Regions from separate parts of the Homo sapiens genome. Here region 1 is linked to region 2. A link is a loop called in an ENCODE intact Hi-C map of the cell type or tissue named here. Cell type or tissue: PC-3. All regions are shown on one strand. Links, peaks and the distances in the headings refer to the core of each region. The heading gives the core; the rest is flanking DNA. Region 1 overlaps PGCKA1 (PDCD10 and GCKIII kinases associated 1). Region 2 overlaps PGCKA1 (PDCD10 and GCKIII kinases associated 1).

What was found. Peaks named below come from ENCODE experiments on the same cell type or tissue, not always from the same donor. Only the 100,000 strongest peaks of a DNase experiment are listed, where the experiment ranks them.
Region 1: a loop joins it to region 2, with 3 times the contacts of the local background. A loop is called at or near these places in 4 of 110 quality-filtered maps.

The regions. Positions count from the first base shown.
Region 1 is chr4:37,470,797-37,473,724 of GRCh38, reverse strand. All of the region lies in intron 1 of PGCKA1 (PDCD10 and GCKIII kinases associated 1), which reads right to left. LOC124900691 (a long non-coding RNA gene) reads left to right here. Exons shown (of 3, transcript XR_007058098.1): 1 at 1-2,928. Among named protein-coding and RNA genes, the nearest start is that of PGCKA1, 18 kb to the right of the region's middle. In PC-3, for the core only: no CTCF peak of the experiment used is centred there; a DNase peak (open chromatin) is centred at 1,604.
Region 2 is chr4:37,526,791-37,529,718 of GRCh38, reverse strand. All of the region lies in intron 1 of PGCKA1 (PDCD10 and GCKIII kinases associated 1), which reads right to left. Among named protein-coding and RNA genes, the nearest start is that of PGCKA1, 74 kb to the right of the region's middle. In PC-3, for the core only: a CTCF peak has its summit at 1,408; DNase peaks (open chromatin) are centred at 1,408 and 2,308; H3K27ac peaks cover 464 bases.

The DNA of each region.
Region 1 (2,928 bases), core at 328-2,827, 56 kb after region 2:
GGGGTGAGAAGAAAGACCAGGGACACACTACTGCTTGGGAATGGGAGATAGCAAGGAGATTTTCTGGGTGTCCCCTACAACCCTCAAAAGCATTATCTGCAGGTACTTCGGTTTTTAAAATTAATATTAAAATAACAAATCCAAAAATGTATTTTCCTTGAATTGAGATCAACTATAAATCTTATATTCTATTTAACATTCTCTAAACTCTGTCAATCTTCTGAAGAGTGATCTTTTAACTTGGTTAAAGTAGTAGACATTAAACATTTCAATATAGCATTAAATACAGCAAAATTATCTTAACATTTTTAACTTGAAAATACAAAGTCTAAATCAATCATCCAATGACATATTTTAGATTAGAAATCACAAGGCTAATCATATTAACACATTATCTTAAACATAATGAATATCTAAAATATTAAAGACTTTTCCCCAAACTTATCTAAAAGTATAAATATTTTTATTTTATTTAGTCCATCATATTTACACTTAAATTTTAAGTTTTCCCATGGTTAGAACACTATATTATAAGGAAATAATTTTGCTTTCCCCCAAAATTTGGGGTTACCTTCTTAGCGCATTTTCACTAGCAAGTTAGCCTGGGATTTAGGATCTAATTTTCCCTATGTATACTTGAACGGACACTCTATACTTTACGAAGGGTTCAGTCTTCTCATCTAAGTCCCCAAGATTTAAATTACTTGTTATCTAATTCTCAAGTCATCTTTGATTCTGTAACCTTCCACAGATTACCTTGCCAGTTGACCTGAATCAATGAATATGGTTACCATTTAATCCTACTCAGAATTCTTTGCACACTCTTCCTTGCAGACATAACTCATAGATAGTATAGAACATACAACTGGATTCTGCATCATGAAAACCTCAGGGTCAAACTTGATAATAGATGATAGAAAAATAGGGACTGGTCATAGAAGTAGGAGAAGAATCAGGAATAAGAAATGTAATAGCATAAAAGCATCAAAGGAAAGGGAGAATTTCAAAAAGGAAGACATCCTCAAGATCAATAGCTTGAAATGTAGCAAGGAGGTTTTTAAATTAAAGGGGTGAAATATGACCATTAGAATTGATCAGTGATGTTTTCATGTCACGATGTGGACTAAAACCAAATAGCAATATGTTGAGTGAACTGGAATGGGAATTGCAGTTAAAGGCAGCAATTACTCAAGAACTCTTTAGGACATTTTATTTTATATTATTTTATTTTTAAATAAGGGAAACAGAGATGGGGCAGTAGCCAACAGGCTCAAAGGAAGACATATTTATCTTGTAAGAAATAAATTTTTTCAACACCCCTTACCCCCACTTTTATTTGGTTAGAGTTGATAGATTCAGGACAAAGACAGAATTAATTGGTGAAGCAATATCCCAGAGGATGGAAGATAAAAGTTAAGTCCACATGAAAAAGTTGGCCTTGAACAGGAAAAGGAACACCTTATCCTCTGAGAATGAAGAGAATGAGGAAAGGACTGATGCAGATGTAGATAAATTTGTGGACATGGGTAGGGCAGGAGGCTGAAGTCGCTCAAGCCTAACTGCATGACTGTCGCAAGTCCTAGCCAATGCCTGCCAGGGGCACACGCAGTATGCAGCTTCCCCATTTCCAAGAACCGAAAGAATGTGGACTAAGATGATGACAGCTCCAGGAACCAGCCCAGACGGAGCCACTGGAGAGCTTCCCCATAAGGTAGCCATACATATTAATCACAGATCAAATAAGAGAAGAAATCCTAGATCCTTCTATCCAACTCAGATTTCTCACTTAAAGAAAATGAGGCCAGAGGTTAAGACAGGCTCAAGGGCAGTTGCTAGCATCTCTTAAGCTAGAAACCAGGTTTCTTGCCCCCAGAATGAAGTCTCCCTTTATTTTTTAAAATTGTATATAGCCAATTTTCTCCACCTTTTCCCCTGGCCAACTTTTCTTCATTCTTCTACTTTTAGCACTTCACTTTCTCTGAAAAGCCTTCCTTGCCTTCTCCCTTCCCTCCCCTCTCCCATTTAAATCATTTAAACAGGATCCCATTTAAGGATATTATATACCTCTTTGATCTTTCCTTTGTTGTTCCACAATTTAAATTCTATTTTTATTTAAGGATTATTTAATGTTCCTCTTTCCCAGTAGATATTACAGGGATTCTGTTCACTTCTGTATCCTGACCATCCCAGAGTATAATGCTTAGCTTGTAGTTAGTGCTCAATAAAATTACGTTTATATATGAAATTATATTCATTCTAGAATACATTTACATACTGTTAAAGCAAAATAAGCAGGGGGTCAAAAGACTGAGGCTGTCTCTGTGCTTTGAATTCCTGTATAACAAACTGTAAGCTAATTTAGTATATAAACAAATGAAAACTTAGGAGAATATTTTTTGTAACAAATAGCTGGGTTTCAGCCAATCAGATGCAGCCAACTGACCAGACCATACTCAACTATGGCAAATACCTAGCTGTAACCAATCAAGTTATTTCTGTATTTTACTTCCAAGTTTAGCCAATGTAAGCTCACTGCTCACTGTGGAGCAGAACTTGGAATCTCTTTTGGTTCTGAGTGCTACCCAATTCATGAATGGTTCTTTGCTCAAATAAACTGCGAAATTTAGTTAATGTTTTTCTTTTAGAAACATCAGGTACGTGGTGTGGGAGTATAGAATTCAATAATTTTATTTGCAAATTAAAGTTCTCTGTTTGTGAAAAATATGCTGTGGGCTTTCAGGAAGGCTGACATACTTTCTTCCTAGTATATGGGAGATGTTGAATACATATTTGTTGAGTGAATAATAATTTCTGAACTATCGAAGTTTTAATTTATGGAAGAAAACCACACATAGCCACTCAAAATAATTTAAAGATCTTTTCTACATCTCAAAAAAAACTTCTTAGGTAAGCAAAATAAGATTCTTC
Region 2 (2,928 bases), core at 106-2,605:
CTTCCCCCATCTTCTATGGGAGCAGGTAGCAGGCTGAACTAATTTGATATTTTCCCCTCCGGAATAGAGTATGTTCTTCCAAGAATAAAAAGAACAGCCCACCTGTGATAGTCATTAACCAGATAAAATCTTGAGGAAGAGATTCTAAGTCTCCAATTATCCTTTTACATACATTTATTCTTTATTTTGGATTCTAGGGACACCAAGGGTTAATTGATAAGTCATAGGCAATTTCATCACATACTGAGTTGCAAGCACAGGTGGGATAATAGAGCCACTGGGAATTAGCCTAACCTTAAAATATAAGATATTTATAGCATCAATAGTACATAATCATATGATTGGGGAGAAAATACAAAGGAAGAAATACATACGAGTCTTAAAGCTAGAAATATTACAAGATTTACTAGCTTATAATTTGAAGTACCTAGATGTAGGATAAATATATTTATGCAATGTATTATTGAAGACAATTCAATATGTTTCCAGGGAAATTGCAGAATTTAGCCTAGAAACATTTTAAGGCATAAGGACTTTAGGTAACATATTGTTAAATTTAGCATAATTCCATTTAGAGATTTGAGTTCTAGCTGCTGTGTCATCATGCTTTATAAAACTTAAAGCTAGATTTCTGGCTGGAAAACATTCTAAATTGAAATAAAAGCACAAATATGATAAACCAAATATTGTTAAGTTGTTAAAGTTAAAATCTCTAACCATGAGTATTGAGCCAGATTACCTAAGTTGAATTTTCTGAAGTAATAGTATGGGTTTGTATATATGTACCAAGCTTAAGCCGGAACAAAGCAGGAATTTTTCTCTGGTGGTAGAATTTACATAATGTACACTAGGAGAACTGTTCATGAGAAAAGTTCCTTAAACTATAATGTTTTTAAATTTAAATACTCACTGCTATACAATTGTATGTGAATTTGGAAGGAATGCAAATTACATTTATGGGATCAGTCTTCCTACTTTAACCCTTGAACTCTTGCTACCGCAGACTATAGTGGGACGATTCCTGCCTAGGAGAACAATGCATCAATCAATATGGGTGTCCTCCTCTCTCTGGGCAATTGCAAAAGAGCTGGCTTTTTTTTTAGTTTTTAAAAAATTTTCAAGGATTTTTAAAACCCACCTAGTGCCAGGCGTTTGTCCTCATCAGACTTAAACTGAAGCTCTTCTGTTAGTTCTTCTTTCTTTACCCCAAAGAGGTGCCCCAAAGGCTTGTCATCCCAAGGCTAAAATCCCAACAGTGTCTTAGAACTTCACACAGTTATGCAATCATTAAAAGCAAAACTGAAAACACAGCCCTGGGCCTTCTTGGGTGAGATGCGGCTGCAGGTTGGCTCTGTGGCTCACAGCTATTGCTTAACAAAACCAAACAGTGAGCACTAGATGTCGTGATTACATATTAAATAGTAGGAGCTGGATACCTTTCCTTGCCGAGGATGTGAATGACAACACAAAATCCCTGAGTCAAAGCTCTTCAGGGTCAAATATTACAATACTTTTCAACTATTAGTATTCAAGCAGTACTCAGAATAAAAACAAGCCCAGTGCTAACTTCCTGCTCCTGGAGTTGGTGCTCGAAATAATTAAATTCAGTGGAAATGGACAAACTCAATTTAAAAAATTTTGAAATGAAGCCAGATATCAGTATTTATGTTTGTACGGTCACACTACAAAGACACATTCTGAGAAAGGCAACATTAGGTGATTTTGTCGTGTGAACATCACAGAGCGTACTACCCAAATCTAGATGGTGTAGCCTACCACACACCTAGACTGCCTGGTATAGCCTATTGCCCCTAGGATACACATCTGTATGGTGCGTTACTGTACTGAATACTTTAGGCAATTGTAACATAAAAGTATTTTTTTTTTTTTGAGACGGAGTCTTGCTCTGTCGCCAGGCTGGAGCGCAGTGGTGCGATCTCGGCTCACTGCAAGCTCCGCCTCCTGGGTTCCTGCCATTCTCCTGCCTCAGCCTCCCAAGTAGCTGGGACTACAGGCGCCCGCCACCACGCCCAGTTAATTTTTTTTTTTTTTTTGTATTTTTTAGTAGAGACGGGGTTTCACTGTGTTAGCCAGGATGGTCTCAATCTCCTGACCTCATGATCTGCCCACCTCGGCCTCCCAAAGTGCTGGGATTACAGGCGTGAGCCACAATGCCCGGCTCATAAAAGTATTTATGTATCTAAACATAAATAGAGAAAAGGTACAGTAAAAATGCGGTATAAAAGTTAAGAGATGGTTCACCTAGATAGGGCACTTACCATGAATGGAGCTTACAGGACTGAAGTTGCTCTGGGTGAGTCAGTGAGTGAGTTTGAGTGAATATGAAGCCTAGGCTATTACTGGACACTACTGGAGACTTCATAAACACTGCACACTTAGACTACATTTATTTTAAAATATTTTTCTTTCTTTGATAGCAAATTAACCTTAGCTGACTGTAACTTTTTTACTTTATAAACTTTTTAATTACTAAAACGTTTTGACTCTTTCGTAGTAACACTTAGCTTAAAACACAAATACATTGTGTGGCTGTATAAAATGATTTTCTTTCTTTATAGTCTTATTATATATACTTTTTCCTTTTTTAATTAATTTTTTTTAATTAAAAAAACCTTTTTGTTAAAAGGTAAGACATAAACTCACACATTAGCTTAGGCCTACGCACGGCCAGGATTGTCAGTATCACTGTCCCACCTCCACATCTTGTCCTATTGGAAGGTTTTCAGGTTCAATAACATGCATGGAGCTATCATCTTGTATGATAACAATGTCTTCTTCTGGAATACCTCCTGAAGGACCTGCCTGAGGCTGTTTTACAATCAACTTTTTTTTTAAATAAGTGGAAGATGTACTCTCTCAAATAATAAAAAGTATAGCATAGTAAATACATAAACTTGTAACACAGAC